3 separate regions of the Homo sapiens genome follow, and all the other regions are linked to region 3. Evidence: chromatin contacts called from ENCODE Hi-C or POLR2A ChIA-PET data. All regions are on one chromosome and are shown on one strand. The core of a region is the stretch at or near the end of the contact, and the rest is flanking DNA. Distances in the headings are between cores, read along the strand shown. Region 1 holds the start of MAPKAPK5 (MAPK activated protein kinase 5). Region 2 holds the start of RPL6 (ribosomal protein L6). Region 3 holds the start of FAM222A (family with sequence similarity 222 member A).

The links. Hi-C counts contacts between places; a loop is a spot of excess contacts on that map. ChIA-PET counts read pairs that join two places held with the same protein, here RNA polymerase II (POLR2A). Pooled maps may share reads with other maps.
Region 1: a map of B cell shows a loop between it and region 3 (26-fold over the local background). The contact joins the promoter of MAPKAPK5 here to the promoter of FAM222A in region 3. A Hi-C loop is called at or near these places in 3 of 168 maps with a recorded cell type or tissue (B cell, CD4-positive, alpha-beta memory T cell and CD8-positive, alpha-beta T cell) and 5 of 50 pooled maps.
Region 2: a loop to region 3 is called in a map of CD8-positive, alpha-beta T cell, with 12 times the contacts of the local background. The contact joins the promoter of RPL6 here to the promoter of FAM222A in region 3. A Hi-C loop is called at or near these places in 3 of 168 maps with a recorded cell type or tissue (CD4-positive, alpha-beta memory T cell and CD8-positive, alpha-beta T cell) and 7 of 50 pooled maps. POLR2A ChIA-PET finds 5 or more read pairs at or near these places in 1 of 52 experiments (naive thymus-derived CD4-positive, alpha-beta T cell).

The regions. Positions count from the first base shown.
Region 1 is chr12:111,839,342-111,843,991 of GRCh38, forward strand. It overlaps MAPKAPK5 (MAPK activated protein kinase 5), which reads left to right and starts at 2,887. Exons shown (of 14, transcript NM_003668.4): 1 at 2,887-3,428. The coding sequence starts at 3,393. MAPKAPK5-AS1 (MAPKAPK5 antisense RNA 1) reads right to left here and starts at 3,664. Exons shown (of 2, transcript NR_015404.2): 1 at 1,986-3,664; 2 at 426-1,136. RefSeq lists enhancers at 2,463-2,742, 3,473-3,572 and silencers at 2,773-2,952, 3,033-3,382.
Region 2 is chr12:112,406,777-112,411,716 of GRCh38, forward strand. RPL6 (ribosomal protein L6) reads right to left here and starts at 2,829. Exons shown (of 7, transcript NM_000970.6): 1 at 2,811-2,829; 2 at 1,644-1,880; 3 at 1,464-1,562; 4 at 1-114. The coding sequence starts at 1,880. RefSeq lists an enhancer at 2,460-2,639.
Region 3 is chr12:109,710,790-109,715,140 of GRCh38, forward strand. It overlaps FAM222A (family with sequence similarity 222 member A), which reads left to right and starts at 3,036. Exons shown (of 3, transcript NM_032829.3): 1 at 3,036-4,108. RefSeq lists an enhancer at 1,498-2,061 and silencers at 2,767-3,096, 3,127-3,176.

The sequences.
Region 1 (4,650 bases), core at 1,637-4,136, 2.1 Mb after region 3:
TATGAGGGAAGCATGAGTTTCTAGGTAGTGGGAAAGCACGTGCAAATAAGTCGGTAAGTTGAACAGCTAGACTAAAAGCTGCTTGAGAGCAGGGACCTTGTCTCTTCATTGCTGCATCTCTATTATACGACATCATCTCTGCATCTCTATTACAAGACATAGAGCCTGGCAGAGAGAAATTCTTACTGGATGAAATGAATGAATAAATCCAAGGCATCTTCTATAGGTTAGTGCAAAAATGACTGCAGTTTTTGCCATTATTTTTAAATGGCAAAAACCACAATTACTTTTGCACGAATATTTCCTGTTACAGATGTCAACTGAAGTCATTTAAAAATTTTCTCCCAAAGTTCATCGCGGGATCATTGCTCTTATTCATATTAGGTAGCATAGGCAAAGCTGCTAGAACAAAAGACTCAAAGTAAGTAAACGGTCAACACAAGTTTATTTATTCTCACATAACAATACTGAGTGGATATTTAGGTCAGTAAGGCACAGTTCTCCTCCACTTAGGAATCTCCCATCTTCAGGCCTTGCCTTCTCCAGAGCCTGGTCACCATCTGCTTCCAGTTGGCAGAAGGAGTAACAGCACAGGGGAGCACCTGTTGGAGGTCTGTATGGGCCAGGCCTGGAAACTGCACACCTCTTCTGGTCACTTTCCGCTGGGGAGAGCATAGGCACAGAGCCACACTTAAATTTTACTTTGAGGAATGCAGTGTAGGTGTATGTCCGACAAAGAAAACAATAATTCGGTAGACAAATAAGTCTCCACTCCAATATTCAATTACTTACTTAACTTATGCTCTGGTATGTCTCAAATTAACCTAGATAGAAATGAACTCTGAATCTTCCACTTCCATCAAGTTTTTCACTCACTCAATGGCATCATTATCCATCCAGTTGCTTAAGCATACATTTGAAAGTTATCCTTGGTCTGTTTCTTATCCTTCCCTTCCACATCTAATCCTTCAGGAAGTCCTGACAATGTTACCTCCAAAATATGTCTTAAATCCATCTTCTCAGCCAGGCACGGTGGCTCACGCCTGTAATCCCAGTACTTTGGGAGGCCAAGGGAGGTGAATCACTTGAACTCAGGGGTTGGAGAGCAGCCGGGGCAATGTGGAGAGACCCAATCTCTACAAAAAAAATACGAAAAATTAGCCAGGCATGGTGGCATGCGCCTATAGTCCCAGCTACTCAGGATGCTGAGGTGGGAGGATCGCCTGAGCCCAGGAGGTCTAGGTTGCAGTGAGCTGTGATCACGCCACTGCACTCTAGACAGTGGGACCGTTTAAAAAAAAAAATCCATCTTCTCTACACCTTTACCGCCACCTCCTTAGTTCAGACAGTGTAATAATCTCTCATCTGCATTATTCTCCAATAGCCTCCTAATAGCTCTGTTTCCATTCTTGCTTTCCTATATTCTATTCTCTACAAAGCAGAGTGATCTTTTAAAACAAATTTGTTCACATCACTCTTTACTTTAAAACCTTACAATAGCTTAGAATAAAATCCAAAGTCCTGATTATGACCCCCAAAGGCCACATATGATGCAGCCCCTGCCCACATCTCCAACCTCATCCTTTTTATACTTTTTTTTTTCTTTTTTTGAAATAGAGACGGGGTTTCGCCATGTTGGCCAGGCCGGTCTCGAACTCCTGACTTCAAGTGATCCGCCCGCCTTGGCCTCCCGAAGTGCTGGGATTACAGGCGTGACCCACCGCGCCCAGCCTCCAACCTCACCCTTTATCAGTCTCCTCCTACTCGATCTACTCCAGCTACAATGACCTTCTTGCTGATTCTTGAACATATTTAGCTTATTTCCACCTTAAAATTTCTACCCATCTGCCCAGAAATCTTTCCTTGGATTTCCAATAGCCAGCCCTTTCTCATTCCTCAGGGGTCTCAGCTTAAATGTTACCTCCTGAGATTCCTTCCTTAATCATCTAATACGAAGAAGTCCCCACATCCAGTTATTCTCTTACCTCAGCATCCTGTTTATGTTCTTCTTAGCATCAGACTCGGGCTTTTTCCTGTTTATTACCTACTTCGTTTTCCTGAAAGATCCATGTGCCGGTACCATGTGTTGTTCCTACTGTTTCTCCAATGTCTAGTAGATTTGGCACATACTGATGTGCAATTAATACGTGAATGAAGAACCATTGACAGACGATTAGTCAAAAGCTCTTGCAAAGCCCTTTGATAGGTTATCGGTGGAGAGTAGGGAGCACAAACCTGGGGTCCCATTCTAGCTTGACCACTTCTCGGCTGTGCACAAACTAGTCTAGCTCTCCTGAGCCTCAGTTACCTATTTTGCAAATTAGGGATGGGAACATCCATACCTCACGACGCCAAACGGCTACCTTGTAAAGACGAAAGGAGGAAATGCAGGAAATAACTCCACGTAAGGTTAATGCTCCGTAAACAGAGCTGCTACTGCTATTATATATTCTATACAATCCTGCGCCCTTAACGGCAGGACCCTTTCAGTGCTTCAGTCCTGTCTTCTCTCTCCTGGGTTGACCTCCACAGATCCTCTCAGAAGAGCGTTTTCCAGGCGTGAATCTCCGCAGAGTGGAGATAAAGGCTGAGGCCCCAACGCACGCGCACTCACGCGAGTCCGGGCCTATGACGTCATTAGCGCAGCGCCATCGCCGCGGAAGGCCCAGGGGCCTGTCCTGTATGCGGCGTGTCTTAGGGAGGCCCAGGCGGACGCCTGCAAGTCGGGTGCGCGGTTCGGGGGCGGCTCGGAAACCCCAGCGGAAGGCAGCAAGGGGCGCGTGGGGCCGTGGAGTCACGAAGCTGGGCGGCAGGAGGGGCGGCCTGGAGCTCCCGCGGGGCACAGCGCGTGCGTGAGGGCGGCCGGCGGGGCTGCCCGGCGCGGGTGTCCCGGCGATGTGTGGCGCTGAGGCGGCGGCGGGAGCAGCGGCGCCGAGCTCTGCTTCGGCTTCGGCTTCGGCTTCGCGGCGGTGCAGGCGGCGGAGGCGGAGGCGCAGGCTCTTCTTTAGGACCTGGCGAGCCCAGGTCTAAGCGGCGGCCCCGCGAGGCCCTTGCACGGCGCCCCGGGTCGAGGCCCTCCCCGCCTCGCCCTACCCCAGGAGCCTGCCTCCCCAGCTGGGGATGAGGCTAGGAGGCGGCCGCGTGGGGCCCAGCACAAAGACCTGTCCCCAGGGGCCGCCGCCTCCGCCGCTGCTGCTGCCGCCAGCCTAGAGCCGCCCGCCGAAGCAGAGCCGGCGCCGGGGTCCTCATCCCCACCGGTCCCGAGGGGCGGCTGCTGCCCGTCGCCACGAGGCCCAGGGGCCCGAGTGCCGAGCCCTTTGCTCCCTCGGCCGCGCGGGGACAGGGCTGCTGAGCAGCCTCCGCCTCTCCCGGCTGTGGGGGCCCCACTGAGTATGTCGGAGGAGAGCGACATGGACAAAGCCATCAAGGTAAGGGGGAGGTGCCCCCTCTTCCCCCGCGTTGTCCTGTGGCGTTCTTCTCGGCTCTAGCCTCAAAAAGCAGGGAGATTTTGCAGTGAGAGGTTCCATCGACTACCGGGTTTCGGCCTCCCCCGGATTCCGTGGATCGCGCTTTACAGCCCTGGGGCCAAGGGTTATGGGTGTGGGTGTAGGTGTGTGTCCGACTCCCGCCAGCTTCCCTGGTGAGTGTGATTTGTGCTCAGCTGGAACAGAGGTGAGTGGCCTGGAGACACTATTAAGTGTCAATGAATGGGACGAAGAGAGCCCTACTACTACTACTACACGTTTCGATCACTCCCCAAGGCCGCCAGCATTTGCTTCCGGATGGTCTACAGAACTTGGAGAGTTGGAATTTATCCATCCCTCCCGATTTGTTTGAAATCAGCCTTCTGGAAATCTGCAGTTGGAAAAAGGTGGTTCGCCGTACAAAACCTGTCCTTTGGGGAATAGGTTGTCCTCACTTTTCCGTGTATTCTCCCCTTTTTCTTTTTCCTCTTCTTTCTCCTAGGAAGCATTGAGTTTACTTAGGAAAAGTTAACAGTTCCTGTGACTTAACTGCACTTAAACCAAAAGAAAAGCAAATGTGTGTTCGAAAATTACACAAATAAAATAAGTTTTCTAAAACCTGTTTTTAACTTTTTTTTTTTTTAAAGGCACATTTTGCCCACTCAGGGCCAGTTATCTGTCTTGACAGCTGTAGCTAAGAAATTAGTCTTATGAAAATTAAACATTGACGCTTAAAGTTTGATGTATTATTTACTTATTTGTAGTGTTAAGTCAGCCCAGTGCATTGAATAATTTCATTTTATCTTGAAGGACAGGCATCTATTGGCAGCTTGGGGTTATTTTCCCCTTCAAGACAGTTACTAGTAATGATTAAGAATTTACATTTCTACCAATTCTTTAGGTGGTGTATATAGTTTCTCAAAATCATCAAGTCATTCCAAAGAAACTTAACCCTTTAAAGGAGGCATCAACATATAACATATACATTAAGGAAGACCAGGTTTTTTGTCTGTTTGTTTGTTTTTGAGACGGAGTCTCACTCTGTCGCCCAGGCTGGAGTGCAGTGGCCCGATCTTGGCTCACTGCAAGTTCCGCCTCCTGGGTTCACGCCATTCTCCTGCCTCAGCCTCCCGAGTAGCTGGGATTACAGGCGCCCACCCACCACGCCCTGCTAATTTTTTCTTTT
Region 2 (4,940 bases), core at 1,579-4,078, 2.7 Mb after region 3:
CAGAATGGTCCCGGGGGTAATGCTGGCTCGCAGTTTTCTCACGTGCTGACTGAAGGGTTTTTTGCCGTGGCTCAACAGCTTTCGAGGCACATCTTCAGTAGGATAATATCTAGGCTGTGGAGAGTCCATAGATCCAACTTATTTAAATAAGCCATTCAGATTACTAGAAGCAAGCTATGTCAGCCAAACTTTTGCTACAGCCTTTTTATTTTAAAGTATAATACTGTATTTATATGATTCCATTTTCATTTCTGCTAAGTAGACTTGGAAAAGGTCAATTATGCTTCTGCATCCTGTGTGCAAAAAAGGAGACACCATTTAATGAATGAGATGTGTGCTCAAGCAAAGAAAGCATCAAGCAAGTCACCTTTGCAATCTTGAGCAAAAACTAAACCTCAGAGATTACACGTGTGACATGCCACATTTTGCAGATTAGGGATACATGGCTTGTTTTCCAATTCAAGTAAAGTGTGTCCATATCCTAGCCACTTCATCTGATCCTCACAGCAACAAGTCTTACTCCCACTTCATCCACAAAGGAAAACAAATTGCATAAAGCCAGACACTAGGACTGGCAGATCATTTATTGCAGAAGTTAGACACCATGCAAGGGCCATTAAAGACATGACTACAAATAACTCACAATAACCTATTTCCAACTATACCATATCATTAGTGCAGTCTCACTTTCACCACAAACATGATCACCTAATGGGAAAACGAGTTCACAAAACAACTGTCATCTTCCCTCTCATGCAGTAATCTTCAACTGTGAAACTGTATGGTGTTAACTTATTTGGGAATGTTCCCATAATGAAAATTACAGAGCAAATCCTGAGATTACATTGGGTCTTGTGTGTGGTAAAGGGGGCCAAGAAACACTGCTCTAGTGGGAAATGTTCTATAGAACAGGCTATGTATTATTTCATTTAATCTCCATAAAAACTCTTTGAGGTAAACCCTCATTCCCATCTTATCTTTTTTTGAGATGAAGCCTCCCTCTGTCGCCCAGGCTGGAGTGCAGTAGTGCAATCTCTGCCTCCCGGGTTCAAGCGATTCTTCTGCCTCAGCCTCCAGAGCAGCTGGGACTACAGGCACGCAACCAGCTAATTTGTATATTTTTACTAGAGATGTGGTTTCACCATGTTGGCCAGGCTGGTCTTGAACTCCTGACCTCAGGTGATCTGCTCGCCTCAGCCTCCCAAAGTGCTGGGATTACAGGCATTAGCCACCACACTCAGCCTCATTCCCATATTATATGCAAAGGAACAAAGCACAGACGAGTAATTTAAATTACTTAAGATTAACAGTAAATGTTGAAGCCAAGTTACAAACCCAGAGCCCTTTATTTTCTATCAGAAATTCTCCGGTATGCAGAAACTTACAGTATCTAAGTATTCAAAAACATCTTCACAGTATTCAAGCATAAACAGAAAATCCAATTTACAGTCCCCACATCTTACCATTTTGCGAAGTTTAACCACCCGGGTACCGCCGTTCTTGTCACCACCAACTGGTTTTGTAACAGTTGCGAGAACCTTCTCCTTCTTTTTCTTTTCAACCTACAAGGACACAAATGCATCAACAGTAAGAGAATGCCAATTAAGGTTAAGACATAATGGTCCGTGGTCCTCTTCCCTTACCTTGGATTTAGCGGCTGAGTACTTCCTCTTGTACATGGCCTTTCTGGAATACATGGCAGATCGGGAATACCTGCCAATTCCTCTGACAAGGACAGGGTTGCGGCTGCAATGGGGCTTCCCCTTCTTGGGCTTTTTAGCTTTGAGGTTACCCTTTTTCACCTTGCCACCAGCATCAACCTTCTTGGCTTCGGGTTTCTTCTCTTTAGTATCTGGCTTCTCAACTTTTTCACCCGCCATCTAAAAATATTTTTTTGTAGATAAAAAAAGGCATTTCACCAGTCATCTCTCTAACAAGACAATAATGAACCTGTACATGAATGGGCTGGGCTCCCCAGACTACAATCCCTCCCCCGGTAAGATACAGGCCTTCCTCTCAAACTCTACCCATTCTACTCCAACCTTCACTATGACTCATTTGGGGTTTGTCTCCCCAATACACTATAAACTTTTTTTTTGAGAATTTGAAACTACCTCACACCTATTAGGTTTTTTGCCAAATACTGAGCGGTCAGAAGTCCGTACAACCATTATTTTTTATTACTGTTTTGCGAATTAGAAAACTTAGATGCAGAATGTGTCCACAGGTTAGAAGCACCAAGACCAGAACTTGAAATCCCTTACTTTCAGTACCTTTCGTCTTAACCCTTAAGACCAGTGTCTCTTTTCAAGAAACTCGATTTAGGAATTGCGGACACAAACGGAATCAGCCCAAATTGAGCCAGAGAAAAAGATCGCAAAGACCAAGAGGCGACTTCCGGTCGGGGACGCTGGGAGACGCGAAACCTTTTGGCTTCAGTGCGGAACCCCAACGTGGCTGCGACAGGCTCAGTGTCATCCTCTGGAACCCAGGACCAGGAACACAGTGCACGCGCCGTCTCCCCGCTTCCTCTAACACCCACCAGTCTGCTACGGGTCCCCGAAAGGGCCTCGTTCCCCCAGCCCAAGAGAGTGGCGAAGAACCGGAGGGAGCCACTACGGCATTCTACCTCACCCTCTTTGTGCCCTGCCGCAAACCCAAACAACAAAAATGAAGCGTCTGGAAGGCCTCTCAGTTAGCCTTGGACATGTCCGACCCCTGTAGGTGTCGACTGGATGCCCTCCAGGTTCGGATGGCGAAGGATTGGGAGTCCTGAACTCAAGTCTTGCAGACAGGCCCGCGATTCTTACCTTGCAAGATGGGAAAGAGAATTAAGGTCCCGGCTTCCGGTCTATAAGCAATCATGGGAAGTGCGAGTCTCACTTCCTTCCGGATCTGGGGCATCATGGGGAATGTAGTATTTCCCCGTTAAGAAAAAAGTAGTAAATCCTAGGCCGGGTGCGGTGGCTCACGCCTGTAATCCCAGCCCTTTGGGAGGCCGAGGCAGGAGGATCCTCTGAGGTTGGCAGTTCGAGACCAGCCTGGCCAACATGGTGAAATCCCGTCTCTACTAAAAATACAAAAGGTAGCCGGGCGTGGGTGGTGCGTGTCTGTAATGACAGCCAGTCGAGGCGCGGAGGCAGGAGAATCACTTGAATCTGGAGGTGGAGATTGCAGTGAGCCAAGATCGCGACACTGCGCTCTAGGCAACAGAGCAAGATTCTCAAAAAAGAAAAAAAAAAAAAAAAGGGCCGGACACGGTGGCTCACGCCTGTAATCCCAGCACTCCAAAGATCGTGCCACTGCGTGCCACCGCACTCCAGCCTGGGAAATAGAGCCAGACTCAGTCTCAAAACAATAACAACAACAAAAAAAAGAAAAAAAGAAAAAAAATTAGCCGAGTGTGGTTGTTAGTGCCTGTAGTCCCAGCTATTCGGGAGGCTAAGGCGGGAGGATCACTTGAGTCTTGGAGGTCTGGGCTGCAGTGCAGTGAACTCTAATCTTGTCACTTGAGATTAGGTCAGTGGTCCCCTCTTCCCTTACCTTGGATTTAGCGGCTGACTACTTCCTCTTGTACATGGCCTTTCTCATTCCCGTCCTCCGGCCTGGCCTACAGAATGAGACTCTGTCTTAAAAAAAGTAAAAAAAAATTAAAGTGAGGATAACAATAGTAACTTACTTCATAAGGATGTTGGGAACATTAAATAATATATACAACAGTACTGAGAAGCATATTTGATTATTTGATGGATGGTAAATGCTACATAAGTGTTAGCTCTTTTTTTTTTTTTTTTTTTTTTTTTTTTTTTTTTTTTGAGATGGAGTCTCGCTCTGTCACCCAGGCTGGAGTGTGGTGGCACGATCTTGGCTCACGGCAACCTCTGCCTCCTGGGTTCAAGTGATTCTCCTGCCTCAGCCTCCCAAGTAGCAGGGATTACAGGCGCACACCACCATGCCCAGCTAATTTTTTGTATTTTTAGTAGAGACAGAGTTTCACCATGATGGCCAAGCTGGTTTTGAACTCCTGACCTCAAGTAATCCACCCGCCTCAGCCTCCCAAAGTGCTAGGATTACAGGCGTGAGCCACCGCACCTGGCGAACTGTTAGCTCTTGTTATTGTCACCATCACCACTACAATCATCTGATCATCAACATCCTAGTTGTTGTCAAGTATTCTGCTAAAGTTTATGCATGGGAGATAATAGGCAATATTGCATACAATGTGCCTTGCTTTATTTCATTTAATTCTCCCAACAACCTGTGAATGATACTATTATGAGGAAACTGAGTCTCAAGGACATTAAGTAACTTGCTCACAGCATAGATCTGATTCCAAAGATTGCACTCTTAACCATTAGGCTGCAAGATTAAAGAGATGATTAATGAAGATGCATGAGAGTTTTGCTCATGTTAGAATTAAAAATAAGAATATTTATTATCTTTTACAAAATACACAACACAGTATATGTGATAGTTCTTTACTGCTTCAAAGCCCTTAAGCCAACATGTACACATTTGTAATACCTTCTAGCTTGCGTTTTCCATTTTCCTCCATTCGTTTCTTTCTGGTTGCTAGAGCTTTTCACCTTGATTTTTTCAGATCGAAACCACCTGCTTCATGGCTGTGTCTCTGGGAATCATTTAGCCTTTTTCTGGTTCTGATTCACTGAGGATACAAATACAATGATCAGATGAACACTGCCCTTTTTTTTGAGAATGGGAATGTCAGCAGCTTTATTTGTTTAGCTTCCTCAGCAAAGCACCTCTTAGAAACTTCAACTGCAGAAAATGTACCACAATGAATGAATGAGATGCACAGTTGCTTACGTGGGCCCCTCAAAATTGCTGGCAATCTCAGATAATTTCACCTAGTGAACGCCCCAAAATATGTGTTGAATGACCTGTCATTAAAATAAAAACGTAGATGAACCCCCTCTTGT
Region 3 (4,351 bases), core at 1,786-4,285:
GAATAAAATGAACTGAATGCAGCCTTTGCCCTGGAAAAGCCCTCAGGCCAGTGGGAAGCCTGACAAAGAAGTGGGCCATTATAACACACACTGGACACATCTGTGAAGGGGGAAGTGCTCCAGCCTGGAGCAGGGTAGTCAGGGAAGGCTTCCTGGAGGAGGCAGCACTTTGGCTGAACTCTGAAGGAGGAGCAAGAGTTAGCTACCTGGAGGGAGGGCATTCTAGGTAGAAGGAACAGCATAAGCAATGACCTGGAGGTGAGAGAGGCACGTGCAAGGATTTGTAGGTATTTCAGCAAGGTTGGTGTGTGGGAGGCAAACAAGAACAGTGAGAGATGAGATGCCCTCTGCCCCCTGCCCCCTCAGGGCCTGTCGGACCCCTGGCCAGAGCCAGTGTTCCGGGGCTGGCCTGCCTGGTGGTTTTATGGACCGTGGCAAATCCATCTTGACACTGTCTCCAATCACATAATGCAGTTATTGGAGTCGACCAAGAGCAAAGGCACGAGGGTCTGATCTCAGGGAGATGGGCATATGGGGTAGGGGGGCACTGGGAGTGTGGGGAGTGGGGCAGAGCATCTTACGGGGCATTCACCTGCCTGGAGGGGAGCGACAGGCATCTGGAAGGCTCTGACCTCTCCTGCTGGACAGCTGCCTTGGAGCCTGCTGCTGTCGGAAATTCCACCATGAGCACATCGTGGACTCATAGAACTTCAGAGATGGAGGGGTCTTTTGAGATCTTCTCGACCTGGGGTTGTCAGCCCTGGCTGTATCAGGAACCACATAGGAGCTTTGGAAACTGCTGTCCCACCAAGGAGAGTCTGATTGGTAGGGCTGGGGTTTGGGTCCTACCCTCCATTTCATGGCAGGGGAAACTGAGGTCCAGAGAAGAGAAGAAACTCCCCTCAAGGTTGCACACGGTCAGACAGTGGCTGCCACAAGGTGCAATAAATCAACGTCAGGGCTCTGGACTTTGGTTCTGTCATTTGTGTGACCTTGGGTAAGTCATGTGGCCTTCCTCTGCTGTAGGATGTGCATAGTGATCGTATATACCTTATAGGGTTTCTGCGAGGGTAAAAGGAGTTATGTGAGATAAATAGCAGTGAGCCCATGCCTGACACACAGTAGGTGTGAAGTCATGGTGACCTACAATGAAAAAAATCCCAAACTTTTGACAGGCTGTGGTGCGAACTGCTGCCTTCTTCTCCTCTTCGCGATCTCTCTCATTTCCCAGGGTTTGCTTGTTACTGTCCCTCGCCCTGTCCTCAGCTGAAGTCTGGTCTCCCCACCTGTCCACACGCTGGGTCCACCCATCCAGTCGCCCCGGCCGCCCTCCCTGACGTCCCCGCAGCCCTGGCTGCTGGCCCGAGCGGGAAGCAGCTGGAGGCATAACACATTTCCAGGTAAATCCCCACCCCCACCTTCAGCCTGGGGAGGGAAGGGGAGGAGATGGGGGCGGCCGCGGAGAAATAGAGCGGAGCTGCTGGGAACAGCGCGCCGAGCAGCCGCTTAGAGGCCTGAAACAGGGCCAGCTCCTGTCCTAGATAAGGCGGCGGGTGACCCACTTGGGCCGGCCCTGGAGGTCCGCCGCGGGCGCCTCTCCCGGCGGGGTGGGTTGGCTCCTGGAAGTAGGCTAGGGCCCGTCTATAATCAGCCCGTCCGCTGGATACGCTCCCCAGGGTCTCCAAAGCCCTCCAGCCCGGGTGAGTACAGAGGGCATTTATTGAGCACTTAATGTGTGTTTTGAGTCCTTTACATGCAAGAATTCATTTTGCCCTCAAATCTACGCTGTAAGGTAGGAATTATGATGCCCCCCATTTCACAGACAAGAAACTGAGGCGCAGACCCGTGAAGGTAAATGGCCAAGACCAACAACCAGCAAGGGCAGGGCTGCAATCCCACCCAGTTTCGGTGGGACTCCAGGTATCACACGGGCATAGCCTGAGGGGTGGGGGGTCTGACTGCTGCTCTGCATTTCTGTGGGGATCTTTGTTATTATCCCGGAAAGCTGGCTTCCTACAGTGCTGTGTGATGGACACACAGCAACTGAGGGAACTGCCCCACCCAGGACTCAATTTCCCCATCTGTAAATGAGACTGCTAGACGGGCCGCCCATGGGCTGTGAGAACCCAGGAAGCTTCTTTAAAAGTAAAAGGGAAAGCACAGTATAGTTTGATAGATTCATATTTGAACCCCAGGTTGATGTGAAACTATGCCTCAGTTTCCCTATCTATTAAGTGGGGGAGTAGGCTAGTGCCTGTCTCCTGTGGGCGTGGGGTACGTCTAGAAGGTGTAGCTTGCAAATTGCTCAGCGCTGTGCTGGGTTATATAGTTAGCGCTCCACAGATCACAACTGTGATGCCAAAAACACATCGCTGCCAAAAATAAGCCTTAGGACAAAAACATCCAGGACCATGTCACTTCACATCTCCTTACCTCAGTTTCCTCTGTAAGTTGGAAGTATAATAATAGTACCTACCGTATCAGTTTTCTCATCTGTAAAATGGGGGTGATAGTAATACCCACTCACACGGTGTTGTGAGGATTAGATAAAATACTTTGCTACATAAGTGTTAGCTATAGTTGTTATTTTTAACAAATTCCTCATGAGGTTGGTTTTTGCCAAGATTAAATGAAATAATGCCGATAATGCACTTATACAGTGCCTTGTCCCAAATATGTGATCAGTAAATGACACTGGTTTTGCCACCCCTAGTGGGACTACAAAAACCAGCACGCCCTGCGCCCCCAGTCGGGGCCCCTCCACCCGGCGCCGGCGCGCAGCATGCCGGGAGTTGCAGTCCTCGCGAGGCAAGTTCCGCCTCGTCCCTGCTTGGGGGAGGAGGTTGGAGAGCCGCCCTGCCGGCCTTTGAATTTTGCCGCGAAAAGCGCGCGTGGCGGCCCCCGGCTCCGCCCCTCGCAGGACGCGGTGCCGCGTCACCCTGGTAACCGCCTCTCAGCCGCCGCTGATTGGGCTGGGCCGCGGGGGGCGGGCGGGGGACGAGACGCGGGGGCTGCTGCCGGCGCTCGCGCCTGTCAGTCGGGCCAGAGCGGAGCAGCGGGCAGGACTGCCTGGCCGGCTGCTCCGCGGAGAGGCTGCGCGCGCCGGCCGGGGGAGGCGGACAGCCGGGCCCGGCGCCTGTGGGGCGCGGCGCGCGGCACCCGGGCCTGAGACCAGGCGAGGCGCCGGCGCGCGCCAGACGGCGCGAGGCTGCGGCCCCGGGAGCCCCCGCGCGCCGCCCGGGGCCATGGGCGCGTGAGAGCCCAGCGCGCGCGGCCCCTGCTGCGGCTTGCGAGCTCGCACACCCGGTGCACAGTCCCCCGGGCCGTCCTCGTGTCCGTCCTGCGCCACTGGGATCGGCTGTTTCTCAGCGCCGAGGCCCCCGAGGCTGCATCCGAGCTTGCGTCGCCCGCTGCCGCCGCCGCCGCCGCTGCCGCCGCCGCTGTTCGCCGGCTTCCCCTCCCCCCACACCCGGGGCTCAGAGCAGGAGGAGGAGGGGCCGGTGCATTCTCGCCGCTGTTCTTTGCAACCTGCAGGGGCCGGTGTATGTCCGGCGAGGAGCCGGGGCCGCTGCGGGTGCGTGCAACCCCCGAAGGAGACAATCCCTCCACCTCGGGGCGAACCCGGGGGCTGCAAGCCGCGGGCGGGCGGGCGAGCGAGAGGAAGCAACAAAGACAGGCTGCAGCTGGGGCTGGCGAAAGGGGCCGCGGCCGCCGGGCTCCCAGCGCGGGCGGAGAGGGCGCCCTGGGAGCGGCGCGGGCCGAGCTGCAGCCTTGAGCGGGGCCCCGAGGGGAGGCGCAGCGCCGCCCGCCGGACGTGGCGATCACGGGCCCCGGCGAAGATGCGTCGCCTGAGCGCCCGCGCGGCCCCCGTCCGGGGCGGGCGTGACCCCTGCTGAACGGAGACCTCCCCTCCCCCCCGACTTCGGACGGCGCAGGCCGGCGCCAGGATAGCCCTCACCGACAGCGCCCCTTCCCACCCGGAGAGAGGCATCGACCCCCAAGGAGGGCTTCGTCAGGCAGCCTCTGCCACTCCTGCATGGCTGCGACCCGTCGAGCGGAGCGTCGTGGTAGCTGAGACCTGGTGCCCTTCGACGGCCTGGCTGATCCGGTGAGTTGTGCGGGGCGGGGTTCTGCGCTGGAGCTGGGGGCACCCCCTGGCGTCCGGGCAGCCAGGATTGGACAGAAGGGGTCCTAGGCTGTTGGGGGTCCTGAAGCAGAGATAACCCTTGTCCGCCCCTTTCCTCCCTCCAAACACAACTTGTTCAGATGGGCCAGCCGATGGGAGTGGAGGTTGGGGGGCCCATTCGGATTCCGCGGGACCCTGGGCGGGTTGGTTGCCAGAGAGGAAAGG